2 separate regions of the Homo sapiens genome follow, and region 1 is linked to region 2. A link is an interaction called in ENCODE POLR2A ChIA-PET data of the cell type or tissue named here. Cell type or tissue: endothelial cell of umbilical vein. All regions are shown on one strand. Links, peaks and the distances in the headings refer to the core of each region. The heading gives the core; the rest is flanking DNA.

Region 1 (6,749 bases), core at 1,173-5,172, 320 kb before region 2:
GTGATTTATAAAAAAATAAAATAAAAGACAAAACAAAGGTCAGAATTTTGTCCAGAATAGTCAGGCTATGGTGACATGAAACCAAGCAGCTGACTTACTAATACAATGGTGTATTTCAGAGGAGCATTTGGGTATGTTGACTACACAACTGAAAACACCTGGATATTTTGTTTTGAGATTAACTGCATGATATCGTCCATGTTGGTCAGGTATCCAGGAATGATTGATTGACACCCTCCCAAGTGAAGACACGGGGCAGTTGAGCACTCCCTGGGCAATTCAGCATCTCACAGAGTTCTGTTGTTATATCTGAAATCACTAGACTCTCCCACACAAAAGAATGGGCAATAAATCAAACCTTTCATACGTCTTCCTGGTACTGAAAAGCCCACTGCTATACTGCACAAGAAACATAGATTGTGGAATGTTTTTCGGTTGGCATAGGAACAGCCTTGGAAATGTTCAGACCAGAAGGGTCAGAATGTTAGGAAGTTTGCAGCAGGAAAAATTCCTGCTGTGACCATGATAAGTTAAATATCCTGACTAGACTCTCTCTTCTCTTTCTGGCACATGGCCTAGCCGAAAGAGCGCCTCGTGTGGTTCTGTAATAGTCACACAAAACAAAATGGACCGCATCCTCCCAAGGCACCCTTGCCCGCAGACCTTTCGAGGCCCTGAAGTGCCTGTATGGGAAACTGAGGCCCAGAAATATGGAGTGCAGGGTTAGTGAGCCTAGAGAGAACATGGAAGTGGGGATGGGACAAGTGCTGTGTGTGCACCATGACATATCACACTGAGTTCCCCTTCTCAGGCCCTGTGTCCGAAAGAGAGCAAGGAGTTTAGAGCTGGCTGAATCCCAACTTGCTGCTACTCCCTGCACTCTGATGATGACAGTGACCCTACCCTGGCACAAACCTCAAGTTTCCTTAGAACCCACTGGCAAGTGGCTCACCTCTTTAGGATGAAGTGAAGAGTATTTCAAATGTCTCTCTTCTCTTTCTCCCTGGAGGTCTGGGAGGGCGTAGGTGGGAAGGTAGGGGAGAGATGGGATAGAGAGGGGCACCAGTGAGGCAGCACAACAGTGGATGAAAGAGAATAAGCAAAAGCCCTCAAGCCCCAGTGTCTTAGAGGACTCTAAACACAGTAATTATACATGTCCATGCCACCTGCAGTCAACCTTTCACAATCTCCTGAACCTCTCTTGGAGCAAACACAGCTTGTGAAAATCTGGATGTTCATGGAAGAGAAATTATGGACTTATATTCCACTAGCAACGATGATACTTTGAAAGTACTCATAAATACCTTCATTAAATGGTCAGCTTTTTTTGTAGTACACTTTAAATATGACTTGATTTCTAAAAATGTGATTTTCCCATAGCTCTTTGAGACCACACCTATTGCATAAACTGAGTCATGCCTGCAATAAAGTCAAGGTTTCCAGAGAAGGACATTCTCCATTTCTTCCACCATTTACCCTAATACTTGGGATTAATGCAGAAGCAGTGAACACGAGAGCTAGGCTGAGCAGAGCAAAGACCTCTGCCTCAAGCCACAGTGGAACCGTTTTGAGCATTATTCTTTGCCAGATTTACAGGGTGACAATAAAGCTTTCTCTGGGCCAGAGTTGTCCTGTGCTAGCATAGAAGGCAGCCTCCCAAGTTACATGGAAAAGGGGGAGAGAGGAAAGAGAAAGTGAAATGGATGAGCTTCCTGATGACTTTATTTTCCATGGTTCTGGGTTTTATGGGGCCAAAGGGAATGGAGTGCATAAGCTATGAGTGAAATGAAGCAATCCAATTGCCTTTCTGACTATATGTTTTTAATCCTGTCTCTCAAGTAGCAGCCAGTTTAACCTTTGAGCATGCCTGTGCCCAATCTGAGTGTTACACTAAGAATCACTTGACTTGGCCCAAAGCTATTTACCGCATTAAAATCACAGTGAATTCTGTAGAAATGATCAGCCAGGAATGGGCTTAGAATCATGGAAACTGCTTCAAGCATAACAGCCACTCATTCAATCAACCAGTGTTTATTGAGCACCTACTGGGTGACATTTTCTACATCAGGCAGCAAGGAACCCACTATGAATATATCCTGGATCTTGGCCTTAAAGAGTCTACAATCAAGTCAGAAGACACATACATACCCACATGGCCCAGAGCTATGTGAGTAAGACTTAAAACGGGGGAATAAAGCAACATGAAGGTAAGGGCGGTCCCAGTGACCTGTAAGTGGGAGTTGCTCTGGTCAGGGGAGGATATCCCCAGAGGATGGTGCTTGATAGAGTGCTGATAATGAGCAGAAAGCGATGCGGTGCCCTCACCATCCTGATTCAGCCACTCCAATGACTCCAGAACCAGGAGTCCCTTCTTCAGGACATTTTTGCCTCGAGGAATTCTCAACCCAAAAAGCAATGGATTTTCTATCAGGAAGGCTGCCAACTTAATTTTTTCCATGAAAATATATACACTCACACACATGCATGCACTTGCCCTTCTCGGTCTTGTCAGATTGATGGCAATTATTTCTTTTGTTCTATCTTCCCAGGTCAGGGAGGCATTCAGATCTAAATTCCAAAGGTGAATAGAGAGCAAATGTACCTCATTTTTGTGATTTCAAGCACTCTTGGGAAAGATTTAGGGTAGTAAATGAATAACAATTAACAATATTTTCCCATCTGATTGGCAGATCATATGGTGTTTGCTCTTTAGAATTAATTTAGCTTTCTAGTAAGGTTATCTTGCACACTTTCCAGGGTCCCCTGATATAAATAGACTAAGGAGTAAGAAGGAAATCAAAACAAGTGTGCATTTGTCTGGAACACAGTGACAACTATTTGGAGTGGAGAAAGTAAATACAAGAAAACAACAATTAGTAGAAAGCTTTAGGACCGAGCTAGTGCCTACAGTATCTTCATCAGATCAACAGGTTAGTCACAAAGGACTATGCTAGAAATTCAGCTCCAAGCCGAGCAGAAGCTATATGTTACAGTGAAAAGATGGGGTTGTCTCTCCTAATTTATTTTAAAAATCAGTTGAAGTTTAGCAAATTTTTTTTTGTAAAGAAATAAAAAAGAAATGTCCTTACTGTTAGTAAATAATGAAAAATGGGTCCAGCTGCAGTCACCTAGAGCAAGTACTTGTCAATGGCAAGCTGGGGGGAAAAATGAGCATTTATCAGCCTGAATACCTTAGTTTTCTCCTTTGGGAGGGGGGCAGAGGTATGGAAAGAAATCCTGTGGCGATCTTTACCTTCATTTTATCTGTAAATCTGAATGAACAATATGCCCTTCATGATTCTATTAACTAAAGAAGAGATGCGTGAACAGAGCCCCTGTTTGCCCAAAACTCCCCCAGTTTTATAGCACTGGGAGTCCCAGGGGCAATCTCTTGGTCCTGGGCAAACCAGGATGGTTGATCACCCTGGGAGAGAAAGAATTCCCAAATCCATTCCCACCAAAGAAATTCTGAAATAAAAAGGGCTTTTTGTCTAGCTCAAAGCACCCTTCCTACCCACCCACTGACTCGGTGGTTCTGGCTCCTTCCTGAATACATGGTGAGTGGACTGTGCTGGGAAGGTAAACAAAAGGAGAAATCCCTTCTTTTCTCTTCATAAGTTCTCTGATTGGTGCCTCTTTCCCATGGCCAACTCAGGTACTGACAGCAGATGAAGTTCTTGGTAAATGAGAATCTCATCCACCTACAAACAGTAAGCTGTACATTCCGAAGAGGCTGTAAGATGTTTCTCCCTAAATCAGTGGTGTCAGCACCACCCACTTGTTAGACATGCAAATCATCAGGCCTTACCTCAGACCTACTGCACCAGGAGCCCTGGGGTGGGAGCCCAGCAAGCTGTGTTTTAATAAATCCCCCAGGTGATTCTGAGGCATGCTCCAGTTTGAGAACTGCTACTCTAGAGACGGATTTTGAAAGATCAGCTATCATAGGTATGCCTGATGTGCCTATTACAGGTACAAAGAATACACTCAGAATTTAGTATGTGAGCTTAAAGAATTTTTTTTTTTTTTTTTTTTTTTTTTTTTTTTTTTTTGAGGCGGAGTTTCGCTCTGTCGCCCAGGCTGGAGTGCAGTGGCGCGATCTCGACTCACTGCAAGCTCCGCCTCCCGGGTTCACGCCATTCTCCTGCCTCAGCCTCCCGTGTAGCTGGGACTACAGGCGCGCGCCACCATGCCCGGCTAATTTTTGTATTTTTAGTAGAGACGGGGTTTCACCGTGTTAGCCAGGATGGTCTCGATCTCCTGACCTCGTGATCCGCCCGTCTCGGCCTCCCAAAGTGCTGGGATTACAGGCGTGAGCCACCACGCCCGGCCGAGCTTAAAGAATTTTTATTGCAGTCCAAACAATGGCTAAACATAATTTTCTTGCCTGATTTATACCCCATGAAGTAGCTAGCCTGTTTCACCATTAGGTTACACTCAGGTCCAGAATGACTATGTTTTCTCATTCTCCAAATCTCCAGAAAAAAAAAAAAGCTTAGAGGACAACTACAATCTGGATGGGGGTAAGCAATAGAACAATCACCATTTTAATTGGAAAGGATCTCCAGCAAACATTCATCTGTGGCACAACCATGCGCTGGGGTCAGAAATTGTCACCCCTGAGAATAAAAGCATCAGTAGATTCTGAAGAATGTGGTTAGATGTCACCTTCTCTCCTCCTCTCCTCCTTTCCGCACTGTCACCCTCACCACACCTATCTTTTCCTCCCCCTGGAAAAAAAAAAAAAAGCAGAAATTGGATCCTAGAAAAGTGCAGGCGCCTCTCCAATGCTGGCCCTGTCAGGGAAGTGACACCTCTCCGTTAGGCCTGTTGGTCTCTGCCCTCCTGGACAAGCCCACTTCAAAGTTGCCCAGCAGCCTAGCTTCCTGGCCTTTAGAAATGGTGATGGATTCATTTAGAATCAGGGGCTACCGAGCTGGGAGCTGAGGTGCTGCCGAAATGGCAGGTGGTTGGCGGTGGCTTGACAGCAATTAAATGTACAAATCTTTGATTAGGCTCCCGGGAATGGAGTCATTAGCAACCCTGAACAGACCAGCTTGCTTTCCACCGCCTCATTAACTGCTCCGCTAATGTTACTTTAAAAAGCCGAGGGGATGAGGGGAAAAAGAACACCTATCCAACACAGAATGAGTGACAAAGCAGAAAGGGAGGGGAAGAGGCCGGGGTAAGCATTTCTAACTGAACAAACAGGTCCCTGCTTTTTTCATGCTGTGGTCGCTGACATGAGTGTGCATGTGCACATTTGCTGGACTGTGAAATAGCCCCATACCTGTCTGATTCATCTGCCAAGAAGGGCTTTTTTTCTTCTTTTTTCTAATCTGCCTTTTCAAAATCCCGGTTGATTCACTCTTCCAGCCAAAGCCTCCGTTTTGGCTCAAAGTCCACATCTATCAGATCTAGAGTGGGGCTACTGCACAGCTGTCTACACCTTTCCAAAGAGTGGTCTGTCTGGAGTCTGCATTCCACCCTTTGGGAGCCACAGAAGCTGTGTTAATACTCCACCTCTGTTGCGTGATCCTGGCTCCCACTGTGATGTTCATCTATCTCCCAGGGATGGCATCCCCAATTGATGTCTACCTGGCAGGTTTCCTCCGTATTATTAGAGAGCTAAGGTCTGGCTAAGCACAGCCATGCATGTTGAAACATCTTCCCAACAGGGAGCTTTAAAACAAGAGGGAAATGTGTCTCACAACCTTAATGTAAAATCCTGTGTGATCATTTATTTGATTAAACTGAATTCATTGCACAATTTATTATTTTTATTTTTCTCAACCTGCCAGTCACTGGATTAATATTTATAAAGTATGCGCCACACATACTTATTGATCATCTGTTATAAACGTCATTAATTTGTTGTGGAAAATCTACAGGTGAAGGACGGTCTCTATCTTTGAGTTTAGAATCTATTAGAAAGAAGCATCCTATGCATCTTCCCTCGTTTTTTTATTTATTTATTCAACAAACATTTGTCATGCGCCTGCTTAGTTTAAGCATTGTTCTTGTCAATAAAAATATGAAGGACAACATAGTATAATAATTATAATTGCATACTATCTGATAAGCATTTTATATGCATTAATTAATTTAATTATCGCAGCAACTCTGAAAGGTAGTATTTTTATCTCCGTTTTAAAGATAAGGGAACTGAAGCACGGAGAGGTTAAGTAACTTGCCCACGGTCACACTATTGGTAAATAGCAGAGCTGAGATTTAAGCCTAGGCAGTCTGGCCGCTTAACAACTATGCTGTGCTCCTTTGAGGTGCTTTTAGCTTAACGGGGAAGACAAACATTAAAACCAACCATTTCAATACAACGTGATTAGCACATCTGGGTAAAGTATATAAAAAATACATGATAGGGAGAAAAGGGAATTATTAACTGTCCATGGAAAACAATTCATAGTTGAAATGATACTTGATCTGGGGTTTGAATCAAGAAGAAAACAAAGCCATAGCCTTCAAGAAATTTTAATCTAATAAACTAGTTCACTAAATGTCCTTGCCACTGTTACGACATAAGTTTCGAAACAAATATATCAAATAAATGGAAAATTCTGAAAAGGAAAATATCACATCCAAGTTTGAGGGTATTGGCAGGAAAGACTTTAACCAAGGAGGTGATATCTAAGGAAGCCTGTAGGGGCTGGTCGAAGTCAAGGATGGAGCCTTGGTAAAAGCAGAGAAGATGGGAGAAGAGAAAAAAAAAAGGATTGGAGGAGGGAGAACAG
Region 2 (6,749 bases), core at 939-4,938:
GAGAAGTTTAGGAGAAAAAAGTGCCATGATTGATTGGTGATGTCTGCCATGGCACAGGAAGAAGGAGGGTGGCATTTACACCACAAATCTGACATCCCTCACCTAGACAGTCTTTAGTCTTCCCATTCCCTTCAAAAGTTGAGACATCTTTTCAGAGTCCCTGATTACAGAGCACCACAAAAATCTAATCAAGGGAGTCATCCATCTGGGATTCTCTACTTCCCTTTCCTTGTTGTTTCCTGGATTATTCATGTAGGAAAATTACTTTTCATCCTTCAATTCCTACCAAGTTTGTTTCCTTGTTCACAGGGAGCCAGCTAGACTCTCTCAGACCCTCCAGTAGAAAACGATAATCTATGGACAGTTATTTGTTTGCAAAATCCTGTGCACTTTGGTTCCACAGCCCAGCATTCAAGTTGAGAACAAGAACATTCCATCTCAACTTTTTATTGGTATTACTCATGTATGCTTCAACTCATCTCCTTACACTCTGCTTCTAAAATTAGGCATTGGAACAAATGCCATTCCTGCGTCAGATGGGTTTGTTTTTCTTATCTCATAGGTCAAGAAGACATCCTCCACTCCTGCTTCCTGACCCGCCTGGACTACCTGGAAAAAAAAAATCGTAAGCATCTTATCAGTAGCCAAGTTTTCTCATTGGGGGCTATAACCCTCATGTGACTAAAGAGAAGCCCAAAGCGTGCCGGAGCTTGAAGAGCAGAAGGCCTTTCAGAAACAATCACTAAATACAACTCAAGACTGAAAGCTCAACTTTCGGAGTATGATTCTATTTCACTTCTCATTATGCTACAACTGGACCCTTAGGGCTTATTAGAAATTTCTTTTGGGGGACCCAGCCATGTGTGTACCCATAACAAAGAATGATCTTTGTCTGGAAAGGTTGTCCTCTCAAACCCAACATGCAGCTGCAGGAGATCTGGGCCATGGAAGGGAAAGGACAAGTCTATCCAGGGAACATGATTAGCAAGCAATGCAGTGACAAAAGTAGCAGCTACATTGCCCCTGGATCTGTATCTAATTCTCAGGGAACAAAAACTTTTTTCACAATATTATTTATTTCTCACTTTCATCTCTAAGGCAAGACAATCAATTCTATGAAGGTAGGGCCCATGTCTTTTTTTTTTTTTTTTGTATTTATTTCTAAAATGAGCTTCCAGTAAATATTTATACTTTGACAGTAGGGTGGGCATGATAACCATTTTATAGATGGGGACAGGAGACAGCTAAGGTTGTCTGGCTACTACCTAGAAGCTTGATGACTGAATTAACAAATTACTAGTGAAGAGTAAAGAGTACACAAAGAGATGACCTGACTTCTAACCTCAACGCAAACATTTAAAACATGACTCGTACACTGGTAAAAGGTAATATCTCCTTTCCTTAGAGTACTAGAACATTCCATTTTACTCCAGTCTTCCCAACTTCACACAACTGCTACCCCATGAGGGTATATCATATTTGGGTTATCCACAGCTAGTATGGTCTCAATAGCCAACGGATGGAAAGAAAGGAAATATTAAGGATCCTTTGGAAAGTGAAGAAAACACACTTTCTGAACATAGTATGAGTTAGAATCATCAAATTAAGACACCAGTAATTAGCTGGGCATGGTGGCTCACACCTGTAATCCCAGCAGTTTGGGAGGCGTAGGTGGTCAGATTGCTTGAGTCCAGGATTTCAATACTAGGCTGAGCAACATGGTAAAACCCCGTCTCCCTGGAAAAAAAAAATGCAAAAATTAGCTGGGTGTGTTGGCACATGCTTGTGGTCCCAGCTACTTGGGAGGCTGAACAGGGAGGACCACTTGAGCCCAGGAGGCAGAGGATGCAGTGAGCCGTGACTGCGCCACTGCGCTCCAGCCTAGAGGACAGAGTGAGACCCTGTCTCAAAAAAAAGAAAAAGAGAAAGACAAGACACCAGTAAATATTCAAAAGGAGCTAATATTTACTGATTAGCTCCTTTTGAATATTTACTGGTGTCGAGCATTTTATAATAAAATGTCTCACTTAAATATGTTGTTTTTTACTTCTAATCATGTAGATATTTTCATATTTTTGTTCTCATGGAGTTCTAGATCTAGAAACTTTGTGAGACGGTCTGTAAATAGAAATGGGGCGATCCACAGATTGATCAATTGTTCCCCCATCTCCTTTAAAAACATAATTTAAGCCTTGATTCTGTATAAATTATGTTAAAATAAACACAAATATTTATGATAAAAGGAAGAACAGAATAAAATTTCAGTGACACCACTAAATCTAATGGCACATGAGCTATTTAGAATAACGTTTATGAGCATTTTTACAATCGGGAATTATTTTAACATGACTCATTAGGTTGACGGGCTCCTCTTAAGAGGAAGTCACGTTGAATCTATGGATTTTTGAAGTGTTCATCCAGGCCTTGATCAGGCTGTGGGCAGACACCTCAGATCAGAGTCACCCAGGCCAACACCAATTGTTTGGTTGTAGTTTGTTTTGTTTTACACCAGATGGTAAGTGGTTGAGAGCACATCTTGCCCTTGCCGTCTCAAAAATCAACACTTCATTTATAAGAAACAGGACTATTTACACGAGTTTAAAACGGAGTTTCTTTGTGGAAAATCTGTTCTGATCAATTAAAAAATACACTTTGATTCTCACCTGTTTTCTCATCAGCTTCCCCAAGTAGGAGGATGCATTGACTCCATGTTGAGTGTTTATAGCTAATAGCATAGATACCATATTTTAAGCACCTGCCATGTTTTAGATAGTTAGCTCAATTATCCACATTCCTCCCATGTGAGGTAGCATTATTTCCCCTTGTTTTAGAGATGAAGAAACATCTCTAAAAGAGATGAGGCATATCAAGGTTAAGGAACTTGGCCAGAATCACCCAGACAGAAGAAAGCTGTGGAACTAGAATCTCAAACCAGGTCTTCTAGATCCCAGACTTATTGTCAAGCTGAGGTGGGCCAGTACTCATCGGCACAGTCCCAGAACAAAACTCAGGAGATATGAGTCTGTAGCCAGAGTGTGACTTAACTCACAGGGAAAAGACAGGTGTCTGTGTCCCCGCCAAGACTTGCAGCCTGGCTGAGCTGTCTGGGGTTTGCTGGGGCAGAAAGAAGCATTCACCTTCACTACAGAATGAAGTTCATCATAGATTAAAAGAGGTGAGCAGGAATGACCAACTAGGGAGAAGCAATGTTACACTTTGAGCAACTTCATATCTGCTCACCTACCTTTAAGTGCTAGCAGCAGACAAACGGCCACCACTAACAGCACCAGGACTGCTACCATCACTGCCACTGCCAGCACCGTGAAAATGCCAGTGCCACTCAGCTCTGCCACCCCTAGCACCAACTCATTCCCACTCTCCTTTATCTCTTTTGTTCACTGGCTTTTTTGGTCTTTCCCATCCCCTCTTCCTCGACTGTCTCCCACTAACCAACACAAAACCAGGGAGGTTGTTATCACCAGCACAGGAAAAAAGAAATCATTCTGTTTCTTGTTCAACTCCCACTCAGTCCTTGGCAGGATTATAGACCTAAACGAGGATGTTTACTGAATAACTACATTTGTGCATTTCTTTTTTTTTTTTAGACAGAATCTCGCTTTGTCTCCCAGGCTAGAGTGCAGTGGCGCAATCTTGGCTCACTGCAGCCTCTGTCTCCCAAGTTCAAGCAATTCTCCTGTCTCAGCTCCTGAGTATCTGGGACTACAGCCACACGCCACGATCCCCAGCTAATTTTTGTATTTTTAGTAGAGACGGGGTTTCACTATGCTAGTCAGGCTGGTCTCAAATTCCTGACTTCAGGTGATCCACCCACCTCAGCCTCCCGAAGCACTGGGATTACAGGCATGAGCCACCGCGCTCAGCCCATTTGTGCATTTTCGAAAGCTCACTCAATAATCAGATAACACTGGGGTCCAAACTTGAATCTGCCACTTAGGCACCATGTGACATTGGACAAGGTATTTAAAGTCTCTGAACTTTGGGTGCCCTGTCTTGAATAGGGATAAAAGTTCTACATTTTAGGATTCTTGTGATAACAGATGTTGTGGGGAGGGAGAATTTGGCATAGTTCCAAGATAGTTGCATCTGTATCTGAACCTAGAGGCAATCAAGTGTGGGGCAACCTAGCATCTCCTCTCCAGCTGGCCACTCTCAAGTCTAAGTCCCTTCCTGACTGCTGATACCTGGTAATATGGGGACCACTGGCAAGAAAGGGTATGTGAATTGAAAGAACAGGACACGGAGATCACAGGGAAGATGTGAGTGGCATTGGTGATTGTGTGTGGGGAAAGAAATGTGAATTTCAGCAAGCCTCTCATTTGTGAAGGCCTGAAAAAATTTAAACAGAAAGCAAAATTATTTCAGGTATATTAAGCAGAAAGATATTTAATACAGGGAATTGGGTGCTTACAAAGTCTTTGGAAGGGCTGAAAGACAAGTTGTGGATGACCCTTACAGCAATGACTCCCAGAACAACACAGATTGTCTCAATGGGTTAGCTGTTACTCTGAGGCTTCTACTGAAGCTATGGATTCAAGACCCTCTCCCATAGCTGTGATCCAGAGATCAAGAGGCCACAATCAGGAAGCCACCACAGCTGCTTCTCTCTCTGCAACTGTGTCTCAATGCCCAGGAAGCTGAAGAAGGCATACTGCAATGCTGCTGCAGGACAATCTCATTGAAAAAGAAAAAAGAAAGAAAGATGGCTTCCACTTCACTTCTGCCTTCCAGATCTGAAGCCTAGGAGTACACAATTATCAGAACCTAATTCTATTCAGAATCCTAGCTGCCAGGGAATCTGGCATATGTCAATTTTAAATTTCCAGTGCCTCCAACTAGAAGGAAAGCAAAATGGAGCTTGAGCAAGCAATCCACAGCACCCACTGCTTCTAAGACCTTTGAACTCCACAAGTTAAGGCTCCCTGAATTTGCCAAATTTCTTCTTCCTGCCAACCTCTATATTGATTTTTCATTGTCCAAAATCTAACACTTTATATAATCAAGACATGTTGTCTTTTTAGCTCCTACTATTTTGATTTAAAAAATCCTTCTTATCTTGTTCTAATACATCTTAAATCTCAACTACATGGATGCTTATCTTTTCTCTTTTGTAATATGTGATTTGACTTATTTTTTACATATGAATTTGTCTAACTCTGATAAACTTTGAGTTTACCCTTGGAAACTAATTTAGGATGAAGATTACATAAAAGACACTGGACAATCTTTTATCTGGCCAATCACATACCTTCAATTGATATGGGGGAGAAAATGGAGCAGAGAAATTCTCTATTTTATTTTAAGATTGCTACCAAGAAGATTCTCTAACATCACTAGATTCATATTTCTATTCATTTTGCCTTAAATGGATTCATGTTAAGGTTTTGTGAGGGGGTTTTTTGGTTTTTGTTTTGTTTTTTGTTTGTTTGTTTGTTTTTTGACATGGAGTCTCACTCTGTACCCCAAGCTGGAGTGCAGAGGCATGACCTTGGCTCACTGCAACTTCTGCCTCCCGGGTTCAAGCAATTCTCCTGACTCAGCCTCCTGAATAGCTGGGATTACAGGCATGTGCCACCATGCCCGGCTAATCTTTGTATTTTTAATAGAGACAGGGTTTCACCACCTTGGACAGGCTGGTCTCAAACTCTTGACCTCAGGTGATCCACCTGCCTCGGCCTCCCAAAGTGCTGGGATTACAAGCGTGAGCCACTACGCCCGGCCAAGTTTTTGTTTTTAATGACCAAAAACTTTAGCATGAGAAATATTAATAATAAAAATAAATGCTTGGCTTTCATTCAATTTAGTCATAAATATAAGGCATTTTTATATTCATTATTCTTTGCTGCAATCCTAATTTTTTTCTTCAATTGCAGCCTGGCCTTTTTTTTTGTATGTTACCTTAAATTTAGGAAATTTTCAAATGTATACAATAGTAGCTACTTTTATTTCAATTTTACCCCCCAGCACTAATTATTTTGAAGCAAACCTTAGAAATCATTTTATATTTTTAAATATGGAAATCCAAATTACCACTAACATACTTAAAAAATAACATTAACTACTCAATACAATTAAACATGAGTTGGTATTCACATGTCCATATCTTTCTTTCTTAACTTTTTATTATGCAGAATTTTGAACCTACACCAGAGTAGATAAAATAGCACAATAATCTCTTATATGTACATCATTTGACCCCAACAATCATCAACCCTTAGTCTTTCTGGCCTCATCCCCATCCCTCTACACTTCTGAAGCAAATCCCAGACTTTATGTCCTTTCTGTAAATATTTTAAATGTATCCGTGAAAGATAAAGACTCTGACATAACTACAGTACCAGTATCACAGGCAACGCAGTAATAATTCCTTATACAATGTTTAAATTTTCTTAACTCATAAATGTCAAAAATATTTTCACAGTTTAAAAAAATGAGGATACTTTTTAAAAATGGAATTTAAAGATCTGTACATTGCAATTGATTGACGTCCTTTAGGTTTTCTTTGATATTAATTGTTCCTTTACCACTTCTTACTTTTTTCCTTGCTATACATTTTGAAGAAACTGTGTTGTTTGCCCTATAAAGGTCCCCACAGTCTGGATTCTGGCGATTGTAGCCCCGTGGTATAGTTTAGCGTGTTTCTCTGTCATCCGTATTTCCTGTACATTGGTAGTTAGAGCTAGAGGCTTAATCATATTCAGGTATTTTTGTCAAGCCTATGTCATACAGGA

What was found. Peaks named below come from ENCODE experiments on the same cell type or tissue, not always from the same donor. Only the 100,000 strongest peaks of a DNase experiment are listed, where the experiment ranks them.
Region 1: POLR2A ChIA-PET joins it to region 2 with 7 read pairs; 2 of 35 experiments call an interaction of 5 or more read pairs at or near these places.

The regions. Positions count from the first base shown.
Region 1 is chr13:40,082,337-40,089,085 of GRCh38, forward strand. The region is part of intron 4 of LOC124903162; the gene reads right to left. Among named protein-coding and RNA genes, the nearest start is that of LINC00332, 96 kb to the right of the region's middle. In endothelial cell of umbilical vein, for the core only: no CTCF peak of the experiment used is centred there; a DNase peak (open chromatin) is centred at 2,695.
Region 2 is chr13:40,406,410-40,413,158 of GRCh38, forward strand. The region is part of intron 6 of LINC00598 (long intergenic non-protein coding RNA 598); the gene reads right to left. It also overlaps the pseudogene RN7SKP2. Among named protein-coding and RNA genes, the nearest start is that of LINC00598, 71 kb to the right of the region's middle. RefSeq lists an enhancer at 1-595. In endothelial cell of umbilical vein, for the core only: no CTCF peak of the experiment used is centred there; no DNase peak of the experiment used is centred there; H3K27ac peaks cover 620 bases.